2 separate regions of the Homo sapiens genome follow, and region 1 is linked to region 2. A link is a contact called in ENCODE Hi-C or POLR2A ChIA-PET data. All regions are on one chromosome and are shown on one strand. The core of a region is the stretch at or near the end of the contact, and the rest is flanking DNA. Distances in the headings are between cores, read along the strand shown. Region 1 has its middle 36 kb from the start of IKZF1. Region 2 has its middle 73 kb from the start of SPMIP7.

Region 1 (6,396 bases), core at 3,859-6,358, 99 kb before region 2:
GCAGAACTTCAGGCCTGAGCTGTCCTGTTCTCTTCAGCAGGGCAAAATTTAGGCCAATGGAAAAAATAATAGTCTGAGCTCCTGGAGTTAGGAGAGAAAAAGAGAGGAAGGCAGTTTTCCCCTCTTAGGCCTCCTCCACCCTCGTCACTCTTCATCTTGGCCTTCGAATCTGTGAACTACCCAAATGTCTTTTAAATAAATCATCAAGTGTTGTTCATGCTGATTTGAATTGAGATTCTGTATCTGGCAACTGAGGCCACCTTAAAAATGTGATAAAAGAAAAAAATAGAAAACACACAAAAACAAAATAGATAAATAAATCTAAGACGTGAGTATTTGAAGAAATAAATGACATGGACAAATCCTGGAAATGAATATAGAAGTAAAGAGAAGTAAAGTGTATATCAGAAGGTTTTTATGATTCCAAAATTTTGGGCCAATATACGAAATCTTAAAGGAAACAACAGATATGAAACATAAAAATAAGAGACTTCTACCAAACAAGTATAATATACCTAATAGAAATAAAATTCAAAAAAAACCAAACAGAAATGGTTTAAGTATGACAGAAAATTAATAGGTATTCTCACTGAAAAATGGCAAGAAAAAAACCAGCACTCCAATAGAAAGTTGATCATAATTAATGAACAGAGAGTTCACACAAATTGATTAAACATATTAAGTTTGAAAGCTAAAAAACAAAACAAAATGCAGGTACAAATTAATACCACCTTTTAACCAAATAATACAAGAGGAGTGATAATGGTAGATTTATGCTGCTGTTGGTAAATTCATAGTTTTTTTTTTGTTTGTTTTTTTGGTGGCAGGATATATTGACATTACTCTTTTGGAAAACAATTAAAAATTCTCAGCAAGGTTGCTAAAAATCTGAATATCCCTGGTCCAGTTAGTCCTATTCTTTGCAGCATATCATAAAATATAAATTAAAAGATATTATAAGAACTTAAGAAATATGTTGGGAGGCTTTTGGTCACCAAGAATGGAAATTGAATTTAAATAAACTTAGGCGAAAAAGGACTCTAATTTTCCAAATAACTGTGAAGGCCAGGGTACAAATAGCCTTGTAGCTTTGGGTGAGACTTCAGACAGCTGCTGTGGTCTGTCCCTCTGTGTTACTTTCCTATTGATGCATAACAAATTATCATGAAATTAGTGGCTTCAAACAATTCCCAGTTATCACCTCACAATTCTGTGGGTAGAAGGCTGGTTACAACGTGACTGGGCTTTCTGCTTAGGGTCTCCTGAGGCTGAAATTGAGATGCTCACTGGGCTGAGTCCTCAATCCGGAAGCTCTGGGAAAGAACCGCCTTCTCAGATCATTCAGGTTATTGGAAGATTCAGTTCCTCTGAGTTGTAAGGCTGGGCCCTGTTTCCTCATTGGCTCTCAGCAGGGACTGCTGTCAGCTCACACTGCTGCCCATGTTCCTTGCCAGGTGGTCCCCTCCATGTTCAAAGCCAGCCACAGAGAATCTCCCTCACGTCTTATCTCTCTCATGCTTTGAGCATCTCACTTCCCATCTCTGACCACTAGAGACGGATGAAAAGGGCTCTTGTTCAACAAGATGATATCTCTCTTGATTAACTCAAAGTCAACTGATTACTGACCTTAATTCCATCTGCAAAACCCCATTTGCCATGAACTGTAATATAAGCACAGGAGTGGTTATCTCAACACATTCAACAGGTTCTGCTCACACCCAAGGGGAGGAGACTATACAAGGGTGAGGGTCACTGGGGCTGTCTGAGAATTCTGCCCACCACAGTCTCCATAGCCCACTCTGCCATGCTCTTTAGATTGACTGTTTTTCCATAGAATGAGCACAATGCAAGCTCTAGGCTCGCATTGGGGTGCATCAATCACCCAGTCCACAGAGTTATCCTGGTAAGGACTTTGAGATGCTTTCCTGTGCCATGTGGTCAAGAAGAGGTAAAATTAAGAGTTAACCTCACTACTTTATGAAAATGCAAATTGAACATCGATATATAATTTAATGTCTATGACATGAGTAAAAATTTTTTAATTAAAAAACCTGAAACTTGTCTAAATGATATGGGAAATGTATCAGCTCCAATTTTAAAAGCTGAGAGCAGATGCCAGGGGCAGGATCCAGTGAATGGATCGGCAGTGAAATGAATGGCTCAGTTTCTCTCTACTTTTGTGGTCTGCCTTCTGCAGTGCCGGCCTGGTGGACTGCACTTGGTGGACCTTGGATCATCTCAGCCCTCACATCCAGACCTTGTATTCTCATGCCCTACCATTCAGAGAAAAGGATGATGTTTGCCCTTGAAGGTCTCCCACAAGACAAACTTCTTTTTCTCCAAGGCCCTAGCAAATATCCTTGCCTCTGATTGGATCCTAACCCTGTACAGGCCAAGGTAGTGTGATACCAGGATGGGTGTCAGCCCTCATGGCCACTCCTAAGCTGGTGGAGGAGTCAGTACCAATCATATCTCAGCTCAGAGATTTCTGAAAGAAATTCCAGCAGAGGTGAAGGCTGAAGAGTACATGAGGGATGCCCAGTAGAGGAAACCAGCATGTGCAGGACAGAAAAAAGTTACACAGTTTTATGTAGAGCCTAACAGGGGAGGATTGCAAGCATCTTAAGGCAGTGAGACTCCTGGGATGGAATGCCAGGCAGTGCAGACTGCCCTTCTGGGGACACACATCTCACACAGACAAATCCTGCTCTGGTCTGGTCTCCTTCAAACCTTGCCTGTCCCCTGTAAAGTATGCGCTCTTGCCCTTTCCCGCATTTCAAATGAGGAAAGAAGGCTGGTCCCTCTCTGGTACCCAGCAGTAGTGCTCATGGCAGCTGCTTGTTCATGGCTCCTGAGTCTCCCTGCACCTGCTATGTGTGTTTGCACAGCTCTAAACCACACTTGCCCCATGGAACAGCCCTCCTAACTGTCTTTCCAGTAGGTGGGAATTTCACTTCCTTATTTCCAGGCATAAATTATTGCAGATGCAAAATTGCGACCTTGTTTTAGACACAAGTGTTAAAAATATAGCTCTTAGATATTCAACAATACTTTTTATCCTCTCCTTTGAGCAGGAGGTGGCCTGAACTCAACTTGTTGGCCAATGAGGCCCTTGGCTTAGCAGAGCATGAATTTTGAGAGAGAGGTGGAAGGAGGTCAGTCTCTGGAGCACGTCATGAAGGTGGCATTTTGCTGCTGTTCCTCCTTTCATCCTATTCCTTAAGAATAACTACAATCTAAGATACTAGGCCCTATGGGGCACTGGAAGGGCCAATTGCCCACCATCCATCTTGCAAGGTAGTGGACACATAGGGTTACCTGGCACACCTCTGCCAGACAGGGCTGCTACATAATTTGTAGGGCCCAGTGCAAACTGAAATTAGGGGGTCCCTTGCTCAAATGGCAGGAAAAACATTTCTTCCTTCTTTCTGGGTCTCTCTCTTGTCATGGTGTTTTTTACTTGCTATTTAATGTCACATCCCTTGGACACAGGAATACTCATGGGGAGATTGCAGACACTCACAGGTACCCAGGGCCCTGTTCACAACTGTGTAGGCCCAACCATTCCCATGCACAGGCTCAGGTCCCCTCCCAGCAGATGGCAGTGGTTGCTGGGGGTTGCTTGGGCAGGTAGCTGAGAACCCATCCCTGGGAGGGGGAGGCACCTGGAAGGGAGCCCCACATGAGCAGAGTCTCCGAGTCCCCAATGCATGCTCCATTGCTTCGTCAGACTTTACGGACAAAACACAAATTCAAGGTAAATTTATTCACAGTTTCAAGACTGCAACCACAGAGCATTAACTGTAAAACCCTGAGAGACTGCACTGCTCGCAGGCCCATGAAGCTGCTCCTGTCACCAGGCTTAGTGGGTGGCTAGGGAAAAGAAAACAACCAAAAACACAGTGACTTGGATTTATCAACATTTGTAGGTTCATATGTTTGGTCTTTATGAGTTATGTGATCTTGAAAAAGTGGTGTAACCTCTCTGAACCTCAGTTTCCTCATCTGTGCATTGTGGCTAATCACTGCCCATGTAACAGGGCATTGTGAGGATGGAGAAGTCACAGAGTGCAGAGGCCTCATAAACTGGAGGGCACTGCCTTGGGAGGGGTTCCTACCCTGGGCAATTGATTGATTGGCTCTGGAGTTGCAGCTGCAAAGGCATGCTGGCCTCTCCAGTCTTGCAGTCAGGAAGGCTGAATGTGGTCAGCTGAGGTGCTCACTGCAGCCTCAGGCAGGCCTAAAGGTGTCAGCTGCAGAGTCTACTGCTGGCCTTGGCTGGCTACCTCTGATCTAGCATATTCCTTCTTTAACTGTTCTGCAACCAGGTAGGCCTCAGCTAGGCAAACCAGAGTCTTCTTGACTTCAAGCTGAGGAGCATCTTCTGAGTGCCTCCTGCAGCCAGACTCTTTGCTGAGCTCCAGGGATGGGGGATAGACATTGCTCTGTCCCCCAGGGGCTCAGACCACAAGCTACAGCAGTGAAATGCAGGGGCCTCGGGAGCCAGAGGAAAGTCCTGAAGAAGCTCGAGGGGAAAGTGTGCATTTCAGGCCCTGGGCTGAGTCTAAAATAAGGGAGTAGGCAGGTGAGAGAGGGAAGAGGGGCTCTGGATGGAAAGAGAGACTGCAGGGGCACAGGAGTAGGGGAGAAGCAACTCTCAATCGTGGTTCCAACTAGGTGGGCTTTTCTTCCTCATTCCATAGTGAAGCATCCTGGGTTCTGATATGACAGGTGGCAGCTAAAAACATCTTGGTTTTGCTTAGAGCTCGTTGTTGTGTGGTGGGAAGGTGTTCATAACAAGAAACAGCCTCCTCCTTTCTACACACCAGCTGAGCTAGAACTCTATCATGCAGCAGTGGGGCATTGCTACCAGAATGGCTGCTCTTGAGGGAAGGGGAAGACTGAAGATCAAACCATGCATGGTTCACAGTAATTGGTGCTCCTTCCCAGTTCCAGTTGAGCAATGTAAAAGAAGGTGACTAACAAGACATTAAACTGTGTGCATGTTTCAAAGCACACCCAGGACAGAGGCTCTCGGAACCCACAGGAGCCTGTGGTTTCTGAAATATGGGTGGGTGGCTTCCTGCAGCTGCAAGGCATGCTGGGGAGGGGAGATGAGATAGGCCGCGGCCCCGCCTCACCCCCTCTTCCCGAGTGGTTTGGCGCGGGTGTGCCCAGCCTGCTGCTCCTGGCCAGGCAGTTAGAGTGGAGGGAAACCTCCCGTTACCAGGAAAGCAAATAATGGGCAGATCAAATAAATCCATGTGGCTAAAATGCAAAAACAGATAGAAATCTATCTCAGGCCAGTGCCTGTGGGAGCAATGGGAAGAGATTCATTTTATTTTGCATATGTAGACAGTGATTTTAATGTTATGTAAATGCAGCCAGCGATTCCTAATTGCTCCTGAAATGCACGTGTCAGGGGCTCTGTTGCAGCACAGGTTGCTAATGATAGAAATAAGCTGTGTTTTTTACAAGGAAGGCTCGCGATTACCAGCTTTTGATTTTTCTTTTTTTTTTAAATTACAAATTTTAATTAGGACAAGCCAAGGCAATGAAGGTGGAGGGGCAGGACTGCAGAAGTGCCTGGGGTAGAGACAGCTCAGAAGAGTCACCTGGGCATGGAGAAGGGGTGCCACAGGTGGCCTTGCGGCTCTGGGTCAGCCTGAGAACAGACACTCCTGATTTCAAAGTGTAAAGTGTCATTCACCCCCTCTGAAGCACTTATCCAAGCTGACATACTGGGAAGTCAGGGTGGGAGGCAATAGTCTCTGGTTTCTCCAGGAAGATGAGCTGTGATGATCTTTCCCGGCAAAAAGCCGAGACTCTCAAGAGCAAAGTAGCATTGCACAGGGGCAAAGAATGACAGGAAAGTCACAAGTGTTGGGTGATGCAGACCACACACTTGGGGCAGGAAGAAGAGTTGGTGGAGCCCACCAGAAGGGAGGAGGTGAAGACCAGTAAAGGCAGTACAGCCCTGCCCCCTACCCCTCCTGCCCTGTGCTCCAGCACAAGCCCAGCTCTGTGACCCTCTTAACATAACACCCTCTCTGAACAGAGCAAGAGCCTCTCCCTCAGGCTGCAGGTACAGTGCCTGTCTGCTAGGCGAGACCCACCACCTTCAGAGATGCCACTTACCCAGGACACCCTAGGCTGTAGTGATGGCCTTTTCATCAAGATTATCCAATCTTTATCCCAGGACTAAGCCAGACCTCCAGAAATGTACATACCTGGACCCAATTCTCTGCCTCTCAAGACGACGCCACAAAGCTTTTCAGACTTAGATTTTCCACTAAGGATTGTTGAAAGAAACAGCCACATGGAATAATTGTTATTGTGGCCATTTTTTTAAAAAAACCAGGGATGTTATTGATAATTTTGCATCCTATGCATATA
Region 2 (6,390 bases), core at 2,699-5,198:
TGTTGCCACTGATCTTATTGACAAGGGCGTGTGGTGAAAACTGGGGTCCTTCCTCAGGGAGCAACGCACACCTGGCCCAGGAGGCAGAGAAACTGAGGAGACTCCTGAAGGGGGGCCTCTGTTCCCAGCATTTGACAAACAGCTGGGGAAAATGTGTGCAAGATACAAAATGGCCATTGCTTCTCTCCCACCTTCTAACTCCCTTCCTGAGAAAATCTCCCTTATAGCCCACTCTTACCAAAAACATGCTAGAATGGAACTTCTGGGGAATGGAGTTCAACCTGGCCAAGATGGTGCATCACAAAACCACCACAAAGCAATGGGCCAATCAATTTTCAACAGAACACAGTTTCCAATAGCACACGGCAAATAATTTTGCAAAAACTACCTCTTGTCAATTTTTGGTATAGAATCAAGGAATAGTATCTGTAATATCCAAAAAAATATTAAAATACTCCTCTCCTTACTAGTTATCTGTGTGAAGCTTAACTTTCTTCATATTCTTCAACCCAAAACACCTGTTGCCACAGATTTGGAATGCAGAAGCAGGCATGAGAATCTGGCTCTCTTCTGTTAAGTCAGACATTAAAAAGATTTGCAAAAATATGCAATGACACTCTTCTTAATTTTTTTTGTTTTGGGAAATATAGTTATTTTATTTAAAAAGTAATTATTTGTGTTAACATAAAATTATGTTATTATTATTATGGTTTCAAAATGAATTGATCCAGATTCTGAAATTTCTCAATTTTAATTTATAATACAGTAAATATCAATAATGTAACCCATATGATCAAAAGTCCTTGGGAACCTTAATAAGTTTAAAGGGTGTTAAGAATTCCTAAAATCAAAATGTTTGAGATCTTCCCACATGATGGAGGGAGTCATCAGTTCGAGTCTCTCAAGTGGAGCCAGGAATGTTCTCCTTACTCCTCCCCCTCATAGAACTCTTGATATTCTTCAGGGCTTTGCTGAAGTCACTGACCCCAGGAAGTGGCCTGTTCTTCCGTGAAGCAGGAGCCTCCATTCTTCTCTCGGAGTTTCTTAGGTAATACCTTCTTCTCCTTGGACCTTGCCTCGCCTATGGGATTTATCTCTGCAACAAGAAAACATCACATGCCCCTGGGGAAGTAACCTTCCTTCCTCCCTCTTTCCCTCCCTCCCTCCCTCCTTCCATCCCTCCCTTCCTCCTTCCCTCCCTCCTTCTCTCCTTTCCCTTTCTTCCTTCTCTCTTTTTTTTTTTTGTGTGACAGAGTCTTGCTCTGGCACCCAGGCTGGAGTGCAGTGGTGCGATCTCGGCTCACTGCAACCTCCACCTCCCAGGTTTAAGTGATTCTCCTGCCTCAGCCTCCCAAGTAGCTGGGATTACAGGCATGTGCCACCATGCTTAGCTAATTTTTGTATTTTTAGTAGAGATGGGGTTTCACCATGTTGTCCAAGCTGGCCTGGAACTCCTGACCTCAGGTGATCCACCTGCCTCGGCCTCCCAGTCTTTCTTTTCTTTCTCTGTCTCTCCTCTCTCTCCCTCCCTATTTATTTATTTATTTATTTTTCTTTTTTTAAATCAAGCTCTCCTGTGTGTCTTAGACTTTTGGAGACACATCCTGGGGTTCATATGCCTCGCACTTTAGGAGGCACATCCTGGGGAGTCTGTATGCCTTGGACTTTACAAGACACACATGAGAGCTTGTTTTTGAAAAAAGAAAGAAAGATGGTGGCTCCTTATATTCCAGGTTGATGTATTGAATTTCCAGATAAGCAGCCCCAGAACTGTTCATTTATTCTGAAGGGGAATGTGCACAGAGAATAAGATGTTCTTTTGAAAAACATTTGCACTTCCATCTGACATGGGGCCCAAAAACTGGAATTAGCAGTATTTTCACAGAAATAGTTTCTCTCTTTTAGTAATATTTAGAATGAGCGGTACTTGAGTAAATATAGTTCATAGTCATTTGCAATCAGAATATCAGTGGTCTGACACTGGTTGGAGGCAGATCTCTGCCAGATGCCTCAACCCACCATGAGCTAGTGTGTAACCTTGGACATGCTGTCTGAATTCTAGTTTCCTCATCTGTAACATGTAAGAAATAATACCTACCTTGTAGTGTAGTTGGAATAACTAGATGAAATATTACCAGCAGACCCACATTGTAAGCAATGAGGTTGGGGAGCAGAGGGAAGCAGCAGACAAGAGGAGGGATACTGACCAGAGCAATAGGTGAAAGAAAATGATCTGAAGGAGAAAACACAGGGAACAAAAAGGTAGTAATTGGGAGTACAAACACAGAAGAAAAAGTATTGGAAATTTCTGACTTTCCACCTTGTGAATTTTAGGTTTAAATATCTTCTGCTAAGGGGACTGCTTGGAGTTCTAGGTGACTAACCATCCATCCATCCATCGATCTATCCATCCATCCTTGTTGCAGATATTTGCAAATACCTAATAGTACCTGGCTACATACATTACCCTCATTCACACCAAGAGGAATAAAACATGACTTTCAACAAGAGGAGTAAAACCAGACTTGAAGGAACAGGGAAAATAATACATAAAAGGGTCCTTTCATGACAATGAGATCACTGCTATAACATATTACAGACAAAACCTAAGTAAGGCAATATCGGAAGTACCATAAATGTGGGGGTTTATCTGAGAGCTCTGGATTCTAGGCTGGCTCTCAGCCTCCAGTGCTGGTGCCCATGTGAGTCCCAGTATCCCTGGCTCCTCAGCATTGCCAGAGGCCCAGGCTGGCTGGAGTAAGAGGACATGGTTAGCTGGGCACAGTGGCTCATGTCCATTATCCCAGCATTTTGGGAGGCTGAGGAGGGGGGATCATGAGGTCAGGAGTTCGAGACCAGCCTGACCAACATGGTGAAACCCCATCTCTACTAAAAATACAAAACTTAGCCGGGCGTGGTGGTGTGTGCCTGTAATCCCAGCTACTCAGGAGGCTGAGGCAGGAGAATCACTTGAACCAGGGAGGCAGACATTGCAGTGAACTGAGATCGCGCCATTGCACTCCAGCCTGGGTGACAGAGAGAGACTCCGTCTCAAAAAATAATAATAAAAAAAAGAGGACATGGTACATCGTGATGGCTCCTGGGGCTAGGCAGGGTGGGGAAGGGCTACTTGTTTCATGGACTGTACCTGCAGGCCAAGAAGTGGTGCCAAGGCGTGTTTCAGAGGATAATGATTTTTAATATTCACGATTGGTAATATGTATTGATTGCGTCTAACGTGCCAGGTACTTCTGCATATTCTCTTCTTCAACATCCACAACAACCTACATCTTCCCAGTGAGAAATGGGAGGCTTTGAGGACATAAATTCCATGCCACAAATCAGTGTGAGTGCTGGATCCTGTGTCCTAACCTCTCCCGGAGCAGCAACTCTGACATAGGCCAGGTGCGTGGCTTCCCGGGTAGGGCCTAGTGCAGCACACAGCCACTGTCCAAGGGAATAGGTTATGGCTTTAATGGTATTTCCATGTGAACTTTGAAGTTGTAGAAAGTTAGAAACTTAGGGAAATAAAAACTAAGTATTAGGGAAAATTTCTACCAAGAAGGCAAATACTCTTGTCCCACAGCCAGAGGCGGGGGTACGTGAGCGTCAGTCTCAGCACAGTTGGAATTTCCGCGTGCCCAGAACGGCTGCTCCTCTCCTCACCCCTGCTAAACATCCCTCCCCCTGCCTCTCCCTGCCCCCTTCAATGCTGCCCCTCAGGCAGGAAGTGAACAGGAGCAATTCACTCACAAGGGGTGCCTCTGGGGAAAAGGGTGGCCTCTCTGCAGGGTGTGCCAGAAAGGAAGGGGTGTTGTCACTGTGAAGAGGGCTGGGGCTTGCTCTCAGGAGCCCCAGACTCCAGGAACCTTGAAGGACAAACGATGAAGAATTGAAAGGAACTAGAATCAAACCACAACCAAAACAACGTCACTGCCCTGCCTTAGCTAAGCTAACCTTTTAAGCAGAAGAGGGTAAAGGTTTTGTAAAGGTCCCAGTGGTTTGGAGAAATATCCCATGCTCTCACCTCTGCAGCACCATGGAGTTCACGCCTGAGCTCCAGGAGCCCTCCCCAGGCATAGCCTGGCATCCAGCATGAGGATCTGGCTGTCAAGCTGAGTGAAAGGCTGGGCCATGCACCCACGGGCAGCCCATGAGCCTTCACAGAGCCTGTACTCCATCTGGGGAGAATCTTTGCTTGGTTCCACTGGTTTTCAGAGCCAAGAACTGACTTCACTGCACAAATGCTCACAGTAGCCCCAAAAGAGCAGCGACCACTCATCCTTGGGAGGTTGTGAAGTCCCCCGTGTGTAGATCAAAGGAATCCACGTGTGCTCCTGTGGGGCATTTACTCAAGACAGCTCCTCGCGAACATGAGAGGAAGGTGCTGGCCTGCTGGGCCTGGTAGCTGCTGTAAGGGGAGCATGCCTTGGCCCAGTCTCTGCTGTGCATCCCCTTTTCTGGCTCTCCCTCCTTCCCTACCTGCTTCCTCAGCTCCTTGGCTGAGGTTCCTGTCATTTCAGGGCCCTGCCTGGCCCTCCCAGGTGTCTGAACACCACATGGCCTTTCCCTTGTCATCCTCGGAGTCGCAGAAAGCCCAGTGGCTCTTCCTCCCCTGTGTGTATTTCAGTTGTGTTTAAAGCTTACTCAGGAGAGGTCCTTTTATTTTGCTACTGGTAAATTCATTATTAAATAATTCTTGAAGAGATACAGGCCACTGATTTTCTGCAATTTGCATCACCACACTTTAACTTATATTGAAAGCTGAGGCTTTTGGTCTTCTAGTTTTAGAAGTATATTAATATTTCTGTGACCTTTTCCAGATGGCAGTTGAGAAATACTCTTTTAAATAGCAAGACCGAGAAAACCAATAACCTAAAATGAATATTTCTGACCCGAGTTTAATGAGCAAATTAGGAAAGATAAGTTTTTTCCCAAAGAAAAAATGAAGTCAAGGGGACTTCTAAGTTCAGATAAAATGATATGTCTATATCTATCCATATTCCAAGATATTCAAAGACGGATAGATATACAAAATATTGGAATATGAATATATTGATATATAACGTGAATATATGAATATATCCATATTCCAATTTTTGTAGACGTGGATTCAGATACATCTTTTGATATGCTGTAGCACTTTACACCCCTTTAAATTCCATATTATATCTTACATAATCTGCTTGCATATTAAAAGGATTACACATTTAGTATCCGGATGACAAAATGAAAGATAAGAGAAGCTGTCTGCTCAGCATGGAGGGTGGCTGCCTCAACATAGATCAGCAGCGAGCACACAGCATCTTCTGGTTTCCTGCTGAATGCTCCTCTGTTTCCATAAACGTTGGCCCAAGTGTGGCAGGGCCAAACTTGCCAATAAAACCTGGATTTAGGCTGGGCACGGTGGCTCACACCTGTAATCCCAGCACTTTGGGAGGCCGAGGCAGGCAGATCACGAGGTCAGGAGTTCGAGGCCAGCCTGTCCAATAAGGTGAAACCCCGTCTTTACTAAAAATACAAAAAAAATTAGCCTGGTATGGTGGTACGCGCCTGTAATTCCAACTACTCAGGAGGCTGAGGCAGAATTGCTTGAACCCAGGAGGCGGAGGTTGCAGTAACCTGAGGTCATGCCACTGCACTCCAGCCTGGGCGACAGAGTGAGACTCTGTCTCAAAAACAACAACAACAACAACAACAAACCTGGATTTGATTTTGCAGCCATGAGGCTGCTTCCTGGGAGGGGTCCCAATGGCTGAGGAAGGTAGAGTTGCAGTGGTTTCTCCCACCGCTATCCACATTGTTGAGCTCGGTTCAGCATAAGCTGGACCTCACACTTTGAACACTGAGCTTCTTACCAAGGCCTGTGCCTTAACAGAGGCCACTCCACCATGATGCATGCCAAGGAAGCAACCAGAAGGCCAAGACTTTCCTTAGAAACCAGTCCAGGTGCTCCCAGCAGCATTTGACATGACTGTTATCCTTGTAGTCTATTTAGGCAAGCTTTAGATTATGGACTAGGAGTCTACAATTGCTCACATGATCTTAGAATCATCCCAGGAAAGGACCCATAGGGCATCTACCTTGAAACACTGACTTTTTAGTAAACTTCTCAGGGAAGACTTTGGTTGTATGTCTTCTTAGATAACTGAGTATGAAAGCATAGTACTAAGCCGTTAAATGTTGGGGAATATTTACTCAATATACTAATTTGTGATTGGAAGTCATTCTTTCCAGCAAGTAGACAACAGTCAGTGTTCTGATACCACCCCCTACCCTCAGCTATCAGACATCAGTTCTCCTTGATTTCTGCTTTGCCCAGCACGGTTCCCACTCAGCCCACAGCCCTGCCCTGAGCTCAGCAATCCTGCATTGGAACTGTGCTTAGCA

The links. Hi-C counts contacts between places; a loop is a spot of excess contacts on that map. ChIA-PET counts read pairs that join two places held with the same protein, here RNA polymerase II (POLR2A). Pooled maps may share reads with other maps.
Region 1: a loop to region 2 is called in a pooled map, with 2.1 times the contacts of the local background. The contact joins two enhancer-like sites. A Hi-C loop is called at or near these places in 1 of 168 maps with a recorded cell type or tissue (OCI-LY7) and 3 of 50 pooled maps. POLR2A ChIA-PET finds 5 or more read pairs at or near these places in 5 of 52 experiments (CD4-positive, alpha-beta T cell, GM12878, OCI-LY7 and 1 more).

What each region holds. Positions count from the first base shown.
Region 1 is chr7:50,265,708-50,272,103 of GRCh38, reverse strand. No RefSeq gene overlaps it. Among named protein-coding and RNA genes, the nearest start is that of IKZF1, 36 kb to the left of the region's middle. RefSeq lists enhancers at 1,572-1,631, 4,938-5,037. Within about 2 kb of position 5,108, at least 8 of the 41 ENCODE cell types and tissues checked have a DNase peak (open chromatin) inside an H3K27ac peak, as active enhancers do; they include CD4-positive, alpha-beta T cell and OCI-LY7, where a contact is called at or near this core.
Region 2 is chr7:50,165,194-50,171,583 of GRCh38, reverse strand. No RefSeq gene overlaps it. Among named protein-coding and RNA genes, the nearest start is that of SPMIP7, 73 kb to the right of the region's middle. Within about 2 kb of position 3,948, at least 2 of the 41 ENCODE cell types and tissues checked have a DNase peak (open chromatin) inside an H3K27ac peak, as active enhancers do; they include CD4-positive, alpha-beta T cell and OCI-LY7, where a contact is called at or near this core.